Linked DNA regions of Homo sapiens: regions 1 and 3 are each linked to region 2. A link is a contact called in ENCODE Hi-C or POLR2A ChIA-PET data. All regions are on one chromosome and are shown on one strand. The core of a region is the stretch at or near the end of the contact, and the rest is flanking DNA. Distances in the headings are between cores, read along the strand shown. Region 1 has its middle 11 kb from the start of POU2F1-DT. Region 2 holds the start of ILDR2 (immunoglobulin like domain containing receptor 2). Region 3 overlaps STYXL2 (serine/threonine/tyrosine interacting like 2).

What was found. A loop is a pair of places that touch in the nucleus more often than their neighbours do. ChIA-PET counts read pairs that join two places held with the same protein, here RNA polymerase II (POLR2A). Pooled maps may share reads with other maps.
Region 1: a loop to region 2 is called in a map with no recorded cell type, with 3 times the contacts of the local background. The contact joins the enhancer-like site here to the promoter of ILDR2 in region 2. A Hi-C loop is called at or near these places in 1 of 37 single-sample maps with no recorded cell type. POLR2A ChIA-PET finds 5 or more read pairs at or near these places in 2 of 52 experiments (HEK293 and T-cell).
Region 3: a map of naive thymus-derived CD4-positive, alpha-beta T cell shows a loop between it and region 2 (7-fold over the local background). The contact joins the enhancer-like site here to the promoter of ILDR2 in region 2. A Hi-C loop is called at or near these places in 1 of 168 maps with a recorded cell type or tissue (naive thymus-derived CD4-positive, alpha-beta T cell) and 7 of 50 pooled maps. POLR2A ChIA-PET finds 5 or more read pairs at or near these places in 3 of 52 experiments (CD8-positive, alpha-beta memory T cell, activated CD4-positive, alpha-beta T cell and activated CD8-positive, alpha-beta T cell).

What each region holds. Positions count from the first base shown.
Region 1 is chr1:167,207,247-167,210,963 of GRCh38, reverse strand. No RefSeq gene overlaps it. Among named protein-coding and RNA genes, the nearest start is that of POU2F1-DT, 11 kb to the left of the region's middle. Within about 2 kb of position 2,208, at least 4 of the 41 ENCODE cell types and tissues checked have a DNase peak (open chromatin) inside an H3K27ac peak, as active enhancers do.
Region 2 is chr1:166,973,782-166,977,313 of GRCh38, reverse strand. ILDR2 (immunoglobulin like domain containing receptor 2) reads left to right here and starts at 1,774. Exons shown (of 10, transcript NM_199351.3): 1 at 1,774-2,091. The coding sequence starts at 2,046. It also overlaps a transcript of MAEL not described here. RefSeq lists silencers at 1,355-1,404, 1,525-1,814, 1,875-1,924.
Region 3 is chr1:167,119,827-167,123,035 of GRCh38, reverse strand. The region is part of intron 5 of STYXL2 (serine/threonine/tyrosine interacting like 2); the gene reads right to left. Among named protein-coding and RNA genes, the nearest start is that of STYXL2, 27 kb to the right of the region's middle. RefSeq lists an enhancer at 884-1,454. Within about 2 kb of position 1,400, at least 9 of the 41 ENCODE cell types and tissues checked have a DNase peak (open chromatin) inside an H3K27ac peak, as active enhancers do.

The DNA.
Region 1 (3,717 bases), core at 959-3,458, 230 kb before region 2:
GACTCCATCTCAAAAAAAAAAACCAAAAAACAAAACAAAACTAGTAAACAACAAATAAGAGAAAGAGGCTTCAAAACAAATATATACATTGGATGGATATAAATATATATTTCAAAAACGAAATACATGTGTTTATATATTAATATGTTATATTTAATTTAAATATTAAATAAATGGGGAATTACATTTGTATTTAATTTATGTTTAAGTTATGTTTAACTTATATTAAGACAATTTATCCTTTATGGAGGCACATGCCACCATACCCAGACAATTATTTTATTTTGTAGAGATGAAGTCTCACTATGTTGCCCAGGCTGGTCTCAATCTCCTGGACTCCAGCAGTCCTCCTGCCTCAGCCTCTCGAAGTGCTGGGAGTACAAGCATGAGCCACCACACCCAGTAATTTATCCAATTTGGCACCTAATCCATCAGGGCATCTGCCAGCTGTGCCCAAGGCCAGAGCATATCCGCTGAATTTCTGCCCACTTCATGAAATTTTCTAGGGGACATAGGGGTACAAGGAGCTTTAATAATCCTCTGACAAAGTTGAATGAACAAAAGAGCAAGAGAGAACAATCTGCCCCATTCTGGCAAATTGAGGACTGCAGTGCTTTGTGAGAGGCATCAGAAGCACCAATCAAAAGCACTAGCAGTGCTTGGAAAGGGAAGCTTAAGTAGACGAAGGAGTGTAAAATGAGGATGCCATGGGTAACTGATCACACCTATTGAGGAGGGAATAGAGTTATGATAATGGTTATGTGTGGGTACTGGCATCAGCCACACCCAGGATTGATCCCAGGCTTGCCTCTCACTGACTGTTTAACCTCACACGAAGATCTTGAAAGCCCCTGTACACTAGGGTCCTCCCCTGTAAGATGGGGATTGCAGTGCTTTCTTAGTGCTCCCTGTATTGTGTGTACTGATAGGATTTTGTGAGATACTTCTGAGATCTCACCAGAAATACCCACAGAAACCAGTCCTACATGTAGGCAGGGCAAGAGCCAGACACAAAAGCCACACAAGTCAGCATCTTGAGCAAAAGAAATAATAGGGAGAATGCAAACTGAGGTTTATTGAGCTATTATTCTTTTATTTCACTTTAGTTCCACAAATATCATTATTCAGAGATAAAAACCCTAAGTCCTTCCTGCAAGACAATCTGAGTCTACTGAGCATTCACCAGTGTGGGTAAAGTGCACATTGTGAAGTACGTGTAGATCAGGGGAGCTCAGAGCAGATGCATCTAACTCCTAACTCAGACAGGAATCAGTGGCCAGGAGTTGTTCAGAGCCGGGAGGATGAAGGCAAAGGAGGAGCCTTGGACAGCCACTAGCTTTTTGGGTGGGTGACTGGGGATCCCTTAGAAAGACAAGACATACAAGAGGGAGGTCATGGTTGGAGGTGAGGACCTGAAGACTGTTTGAGTGTAGGACCACTGCTTTCAAATAGAGGGGATGTAGGGTACAGGAAAGGGCTAAATGTGCATGACTGAAGCCAGCCCAATTGTCCCTAGAACTGATGTTTATGGTTTCTTTTGAATAAACATAGAAATTCATCCTCCCAGTCTTGAAACTTGGGAAAGTTACATATATATAAACTTCCACTGAAGCACTAAACATTTATTTTATCTGAGTTCCTTTCTCAGAAAACCAAACATCAGCCCTCCCAGATAGTATCAAGGAACTGAAACTTACCAGATCACTGCATCTGGACAGTGAAACACCAGACCCCTCACCTGTCATGAGTGCCTAGCCAGCCACCTGCTTCCTGTTGACCAACTCCTCTTCCTTACCCCTCACTAATTCTTGTTTTCCCATACGTGGTTATAGTTCTTCCCTGCTATATAAACTTCTAATTTTAGTTAGTCAGGGAGATAGATTTGAGACCAATCACCCATTGCCTTGGCTGCAGCACCTAATTAAAGACTTCTTCCCTAGTCATACTCATTGTCTCAGTGATTGGCTTTCTGTGTGGCAAGCAGAAGGACCTAGAGTGAACCCCTGGCATTTCAGTAACATTACCTCAGTTAAATCTTATGCCATTCTTGGGAAGTGCTATGGTTAGGATATGGTTTGTTTGTCTTCACCAAATCTCATGTTGAAATTTGATTCCCCCGTGTGTCTGTGTTGAGAAGTAGGGTGTGGTGGGAGGTGTTTGGGTCATGGGGACAGGTCCTTCCTGAATATCTTGGTGCTGTCCTTGTGGCAGTGAGTGATTTCTTGCTCTGGTGAGACTGGTTTAGTTCTCACAGGAATGGATTAGTTCCCCCAAGAGTAGGTTTCTATAAATCCAGGATGCCCCTCTGGTCTGGTCCCTCTTCATGCTTGCTTCCCCTTTGACCTTCTCCTCCATGTTTCAATGCAGCACAAAAGCTCCACCAGAGGACAGTCTGGAGCCAAAAAAAAAAAAAAAAACCACGAGCTAAATAAACCTTTTTCCTTTATAAATTACCCAGCCCCGGGTATTCTGTTATAGCAATGCAAAACAGATTAAGACAGGAAGGAAGCATTATTTCCAATGCATAATGGTCAGAAGGGCTGAGGTTCAGAGAAATTTAGTAACTTACCCGAAGTTGCTCAGGCACTGAAATTTGAATGTGGAACCACCTTACATCAGCTTTTCTCACTAAGGAAAGCTGCTCTGACTCAAGAGAAAGAAAACCTAGTGTTTCTCATTGCCAGATAGTTCTGATTGCTACTTACTTTCTCATCTATTTCATATTATGATAATGTTTTCCTGGAATTGGATGATATAATACTAGAAATTGGAGATGTTTATTCACTACAAAGATTATATATGCAGGCTTCCTGTCATAATCAAGGGAAGTTGCTCACATCATTTACGATTTCCAGTCTTCTCTGTATATGATAATGCTTATTTTAGGAAATCTGTTTTTACTAAGCCTGCTGATCTTCAAAAGGAAAACAGGCAGAGGCGAGGACTGTGATATACTCTTTTGATATTTATCGAGTCTAGAGTCCACCTTAAATTAGTTTGCTGGGAAGCATTACATGTGATGAATGGTATAGTATTTAAATGATGCTGTGGATGTTTTTCCCTAATAATAAAGAAAATTACTCTAACACAACTATTTTGTTTCATTTCTTCATACAAAATTCATGTTTGAATTCCATCTTGGCCCTAAAATTTTAAATTTCCATAACAAGTTTTATACATTATTAAATTTTATACACCACTGCATTATGCTTTTGAAACTGATTGTACAATCTAATTAATTCAGAATATTAACTACAATTTCCATAAAATGAATAAGATAATGTTGATCTGGGTGAGATAGAGGGCTACAATAATCTTTTCCCCTCTCCCCAGCATCCCAATTGTGTACATATATTAAAAACCACTTCTCTGAAAGTCCCCAGTCCAATAACTGCAATGTGGAGGAACACAGCCAAGACCAAAAGTAAATTTAAAATACTTCCAAATAGACAAAATAACTGCTTTAAAAACTCGCACTTCATTCCTAGGCAAACCCTTCCAACCCTTTGTCAGAAGTTAGAACTCCATCTTTTTTAAGCCAGGATTTTCACATGAGTCATGCAATTTCTATATCCAAAGCAGATTAAAGATGAAATTAAAAGGTTAATGAGGGTAAAGTGGATGCCTAGAAACTGTCTCCCTGAGAAAAGCAAGTGTCTCTTGACAGTCTAATAACAATGGAGAGAGCAAACCTACCAAAAGTGGATACAAGAGTTC
Region 2 (3,532 bases), core at 525-3,024:
GAAAGGAAATAGTCCTCAAATTTCTCTCATGCAGTACATAGCATGAAAAAATCATCCTGGCCAAAATAAGCAAAGAAAGAGTTTATGAAAGGATATTGGGTGGCTCAAAGAATTGCTGGGGAAGTGAAGAGCCAAGTGTAGAAGAGAGGCTAGAACCCAGAGAGCCTGCAAGACCACAGCCAAAAATCACACCTTGGAGCATCCTGGTGGCTTGACCTCTGCCACAGCTGATCATGTACACTGGATGCTGCTGCTGCCTCAGTGACAAAATCAATTCTCCACTGTCCTTGTTTCTTATATCCACCACTTGCTCCAGAATCAAAAAGCTCTGAGGGAGAGGTCAGCCTGGCTATGCCAGGGGCCCGGGCCTGCATTCCAGCTGGGATGGTCAGGGAGGTGGCTCTAGACTTTCTGGCTTCTGCAGTTGGAATTTCTCAGAATAAGAAGGGAATTGAGATGTCAGGCAGCCATAAAAGACAGCTGCCCAGGGTCTATTCTTCCCATTTCTCACATGTTCACATACATATTCTCCCTGTCTGTGTACACATTCACTCTTAGGTGTGGAGTCTGTCTGCTCCAGGAACTCCCCTCCAGCCTGGCACCACTCTGTTTTCAGATGCTACTTGAGACCTTTCTGCTATGTCTCTTTCCTCTGCCCAGAATGCCCTCGCCTGCCCCCTTTCCACCAGGGATCCTTGAATGGCTCAAATCTTGTGCTTTCTGCAAATGCCAGCTCAGATGTTACCCCTCCTTTATCGTGGTGCCCCCTCCCCACCCACGACTAACTTAGTCCTTCCTCTATGTTCCCAAGGCACTTTCTCTATGTCTCCATTATTGCACTTGCCCCGTTTTACTAGGAATAAGTATCATGTCTTTAATGGTCTGACCTTCCTCCCTTTCCTCGACCCAAGATGAGGCTCCTAAGGGCAGGAAGTCTATCTCATTCCACTTTGTAACCTTAGTTCTTAGCACCTAGTAGAGGCTTCATAAATATATTTCTTAAGCAAATCATACATTTCTCAGTTCTCTCTCAACACATACATTTTGAGACACAAGACAAATCCGTCTGACAAATAGGAATAATCCATGTGAATGCGTGCTGGAATCTATAAAGTGTTGGATGGATTTAAGCCGTTATAATCATTTATCTCATTCTGGTTTTACATATTTTCTGTTAAAGGGCCGGATGCCCTTATTCTACCTCATATTTTAACAGGAAAAAGTAATGACGCGAGATTCCCGCCTACCTTTTTCAATTCTGCGGAGCCTCTTGCCTGGTTCCTTGCACTGTCAAAAAGGAAACCAGACGGAGGGGCGGGGGTACCGCAGAAGCGAACATTCTAGCCTAGAGGACTTGCTAGTTAAGTCCTGTAAGAAGTTACGCCAAGTCCCCGCCGTCCCCCACCCTCGCCGCTGTCACTCTCTCCCCGTTCAGGTTGGCTGTGGCTGCCCGCAGACACAGGCTCCCCTGCTCGAGTCCCCAGCCAGCGTTCTCGCCCGGGTTCCCGAGCGCGGGCGTCCCTGGGAGAAGCCGCGATGGTCGCTCCCCGCTCGGCGCGGCCCGCGGGGCGGCCTCCCCCGCGCCTCTCGCTGCCTGCCACCCAGAGACCCCCTCTCTCCGCGTGGCCTCAATCACTCCACGCTGACCTTTGGGCCGCCGGGGGCCAGCACGTGACCGAGAAACTTTGGCAGTCGCGGCAGCGGGCGGCGGGGCGGAGGCGCGGGAGGCGGTGCGGCGGCCGAGCTCCCCCGCGCGGCGGGCTCTGCGGCGGGGAGACGCTCGCCCCGTGCCGCGCTGCCTGGGCATGCGGATGCGCCGCCGAGCGCTGCGCGGACCCCGGAAGCCCGCGGCAGCGCGCGCTCAGCCGGCGGCGCGATCCAGCCCCCGGCCCCGCCTGCGCGGCCGGCCCGGCGGGCGCTGCGCCCAGGGACGCCCGGTGCCCGCCGCTCCGCCGCCGCCCGCTGCCGCGGGGTGACAGCGATCCTTCTGTTCCAGCCATTTCCCACTTTCCTCACTCCGTAATTCGGCTGGGAAGTTGGGGAAGATGGATAGGGTCTTGCTGAGGTGGATTTCTCTCTTCTGGCTAACAGGTAAGAGTCCTTTTCAACAGAAACGAATAACTTTGTATATTCCTGTAGTGGTTCTGTTCTCACCGCGCCCCCCGCCCCCCCATTTTCCTCCTTACTGACCATGTTTAAAGCTGCTTAGCGGTCTGGTGGAAAGTGGGGGAGGGGGCAACGTGTGTGTTTGTGTATGTGTTTGTGTGTGTGTGTGTGAGAGAGAGAGAGAGAGAATGATGGGGGCGGCGGGGGAGAAGCCCAATGACAAGTGAGACGCATCTAGATGCAGGTGTTTGACTCATTGGCGCTGAGGTTGTTCTTTCGAATGCATTTCCCCTCCATAAAACGGTTCTCCTTCGGTCTTATCCTGAGTTTGTAATGCTGTGAGTCTTGTGAAAAGCCTGGCTGGAATAAAGGAAGCTCAGAGGGAGCTGATTAATTAAATGAACTGGTTTTCTGGAGGTGGAGGCTAGAGGACTGTCTCCTTAATTTCTTCCCTAGAGAAGGAGGGGGACCCAGGGCATTCTCTCTGTGGCTCTCTGGAGGGTGCAAGGAACTGGAGGTTGGGAAGAAGATGGGGATGGAACCTTCACTGGTTGTGGAGTTTAGAGCCTGGCTCTCTCTTACTTGGTATCATTTGGGGAGTGGTCCCAAATGATAATTAGAAAGCAGAAGAGCCTTTCTAATAGGTGCACTCTCCGCTCCCTAAAAGATAATTTGCAGAGAGATTTAGAGGCATTGGGCTTCTCCCCAGCATCAAAGTCACTGGTCTAGCTGGGTCCTCTGTGCCCTCCCCTCCTTTTTGGTGAACTTTCTCCCCATTCTGCTGGGGTCAGTAGATGCTCTTGTTCTTAACCTATTTCCCCACATGAGGATTCCGATTCCCATAGGGATACAGGGCCTTGGGGTGGCCAGCCCTGAGAGATTCACAAAGCAGCCCTGCTGAAGGGAGTAGGATGGGGGTGAGGAATGTCTGGATAGCTTGGACTGGGTCAGAGGCAACCATTCAAATCAAGGTGGAGGCAGAATGATGGAAGAAATGGAAAAAGGGATCAGAAAGGTGAGGACAGGATGGGGGTGGAAGGCAGGAGAGAAAAGGGACAATAGTACCACATGAGAAGTTTTGTCACCTCTAGCATCACCAGCCAGAAGATCTGGACAAAATCAAGGCACTAGGCAAAGGGGAACAAGCTTAAAATAGCTAAAACAAGTCATGTAAAGGGGGTAAAATACATTTAGCAAGAAAAGGCAAATACCCCATTTCCCTTAGCTTCAGAATAAGATTCTTCATTGCCTAAATATTTTTCCCATTTCAAATGAAATGCCCCTAACATTGCCGTTGCCCCACTGCTGGGTTTAGGCTGGGGGAGGCATCCTCAGCAGAGTTAGCCTCTTCTTTTGGCTGCTTTGAGTTCATCCCTCCCACATTATTCAGATATGAATCATCTCTAATTTCAGGGTTTGGCTGATC
Region 3 (3,209 bases), core at 151-2,650, 150 kb before region 2:
AGTTACCATTTTGATTACCAGCAGGGCTGATTGTGAAGAGGGTCCCTGTTTTTAAAATTTGGAAAGTACAGGCTGGGTGCAGTGGCTCACACCTGTAATCTCAGTACCCTGGGAGGCCGAGGTGGTGGATCACTTGAGATCAGGAGTTTGAGACTGGCCTGGCCAACATGGTAAAACCTTGTCAATACTGAAAATACAAAAATTAGCTGAGCAGTAGTGGTGCGTGCCTGGAATTGCAGCTACTCAGGAGGCTGAGGCCTGAGAATCGCTTGAATCTGGGAGGCGGAGGTAGTGAGCTGAGGTCACATTACTGCATTCCATCCTGGGTGACAGAGTGAGACTCTGTCTCAAAAAAAGGACCTTCAAAAAAAAATTTTTTTTTTAAGAGTACAGCTACTGGGGAGAGCATCAGATTTGAGCAAGCCTGGATTTGAATTCTCTACACTCTCAGTATGTCTTTATATGGCAGGCAATTGTGCTATACCCTCCCAATTCATAATTCCCCCTTTCTTCAGAAGGTATCCCCCTCCACACCTGTATTTGCCCAGAAGCCACCCCACTTGCCACTGCTGATGGAACTCAGGGTACACAAAAAGACCAGTATCTGACAAATTCGCCAGGAAATTTGGAAATGGGACTGAGGCAGGAAATTAGCTAGTTTAATGTCAGGCCTGTGGATGGCCATTTGCTATCTGAAGTAGAGAGAGAAAGAAGAGGGAAACCAAGAGTCCTGAGATCGTCCAGTCCTTGTTCCAGGCCTGCCCGGCGTGCCAGGCTCCTGTCTTTGGCTTCTTTCCTGCATCTTCAGAATTAATGCCTTTGCTGCTTGTGAAGGAGTTTGAGATGGTTTCCACCCACTAGCAACCAAGAGAGTCTTGATTATTACACCGTGCACCATACAAAGTCACCACTTAATCTTCCATAGGTCTCAACTTCCCAGTGTGTACAATGTAAATAACAACACCCCCTCATAGGCTCTTTGTGATTATCATGTAAAACGCCGGCGCCAGGTGTTTCTTTCCCTGTTCTGGTCAAGAACTGACTCCCAAGTCTCCTAAAGCAGAGAAAACCACAGGACCTAAGGCTCAGGGAGTAATTCTAGGGATGCCACGAACTCTCTGTAGTGGAGTAGGAAGGACCCACAAAAGCAACAAGCACAGCAACAATAAGGGCCTTTCGCTGCCTGGCAGGGAGAGTGAGGCTGAATCGGGAGGAGATGCCCGCAGGGCGCACTGGACCCTGCAAGGGATCTGGACACTCAGCGCTCCGACCTACGGTCTCCGGCCGGGGTAGCTGACGCGCTGGCTCCTGGCCAGCATGACCCAGCCCGCCTTGGGTATGCTGCAGGGAAGGCAGCGCCTGGGTTACACCCGCGACAGGAAACTTCCTGCTGAGCCCTCGCGGCTCCTGGCACCGACTCCGCCTCCGCGTTTGGGCTCGTTCTTCCTCCCTCCACCCTCCAAGGCTGGCTATCGCTTCTGGGATGCGTTCCACATTCTGGGATCTGCCTCATCCGCCCTGGGATGCTGCGGGGGACCGCCGGCTCGTGGCCGTGTCCACACGCCTGGAGCTATTGCGAGCGTACCCGCTCCGCCTCGAGGTCTGCCGGTGCGCTCCAGGACCTGCGAGCGAGGTGGGACACACTCCTTACGCCGCAGGCGACCGACAGACCCATTCAATCCCACGTTGGTCAAACGTCCTACATTTTAAAAAGAAGGAGTTTTTTGGCCGGTCGCGGTGGCTTATTGTAATTCCAGCACTTTTGGAGGCCGAGGCGGGCGGATCACCTGAGGTTAGGAGTTCGAGACCACTCTGGCCAATATGGCGAAATCCCCTCTCTACTAAAAATACAAAAATTAGCTGGGCGTGGTAGTGGGAGTCTGTAATCCCAGCTACTCGGGACGCTGAGGCAGAAGAATCGCTTGAACCCAGGAGACAGAGGTTGCAGTGAGCCGTAGATGGCACCATTGCACTCTAGACTGGGCGACAAGAGCGAGACTCCGCCTAAAAAAAAAAAAGGAGTTTTTAAGCATTGAAAAAAGGAGAAAACTGAAAACTGTATATATATGTGAGTGTGTGTATGTGTGTATATATGTATATGTGTATACATGTCTGTATATATACACATACATACCTCTCTCTCTCTCTGTATATATATATATATATATATATATATATATATATATATATATATATATATATATATGTAATTTACACGCACACATACATATACATATTTAAAATATGTGTATTTGGCCAGGCATGGTGGTTCACGCCTGTAATCTCAGCACTTTGGGAGGCCGAGGTGGGAGGATCGCTTGAGCCCAGGAGGTCAAGGCTATAGTGAGCACTCCAGCAGCCTGGGCAACAGAGCTGCATCCTGTCTCTAAAAATAAAAAGTAAAAATAATTAAAAAAAAGAAAATATGTGTGCTTGTATTTTCCCTTAGAAGTTACCCAACCTGGCCATTGGTGGTGACAGGCAATGCCCTTTCCAGGAAATCATTAACAATATTATTATAGCAATGGCTATAATTTTTAAAGCATTTATTGTGCCAGGTGTTGTCCCAAGGGAGTTATTTTATATGCATTTTTAAAACGTTATTCCTCACAGCAACTTTAGGATTTGATATTTTTGTCTTTGTTCTCTGCAGTTCCTAGGGCTAAAGGAAATGGCCCAAGGTCACATTGTATATACAGTGTAGCAAATCCTGGACTCAAACCCAGGTTTCTGGACACCATATCCTCAACTCTTCCCAGCCAGGCTGTCGGCCCCATTGCCTGGGCTCCACCTCTCCTCCCTGAGGCCTGTGACCTCTGCAGACTAGTCTCATGTCACCTTTCACTTGGATATAGCAATAGCAACCCCAAAGCACTACTCTCTACCTTCCCAACTCGGTCTGTTCTCCAAGGTGGAGGGAGGGAGTTTTCCAAAACATAAATCAGATCAAGGTGCCGCTCCAACTTCTTACCCTGGCTTTTAGCTTCCTGTTTGATGGGGAACCTCTGCCACTTCAACCTTCATCCACCATGCTCATCGACACTGGCCTTTGATTCCTGAACACACCAAGCTTTCCACCTTTGGATCTTTGCACTACTAGTTCTCTTCTGCAGGAATGCTCTTCTTCCAGTTCTCCCATGGCTAGCCCTTTGTCACTTGGCTTAAATGTCCCATTGTCAGAAGGCCTCCTCCCCCATGCTCTCCAAGGA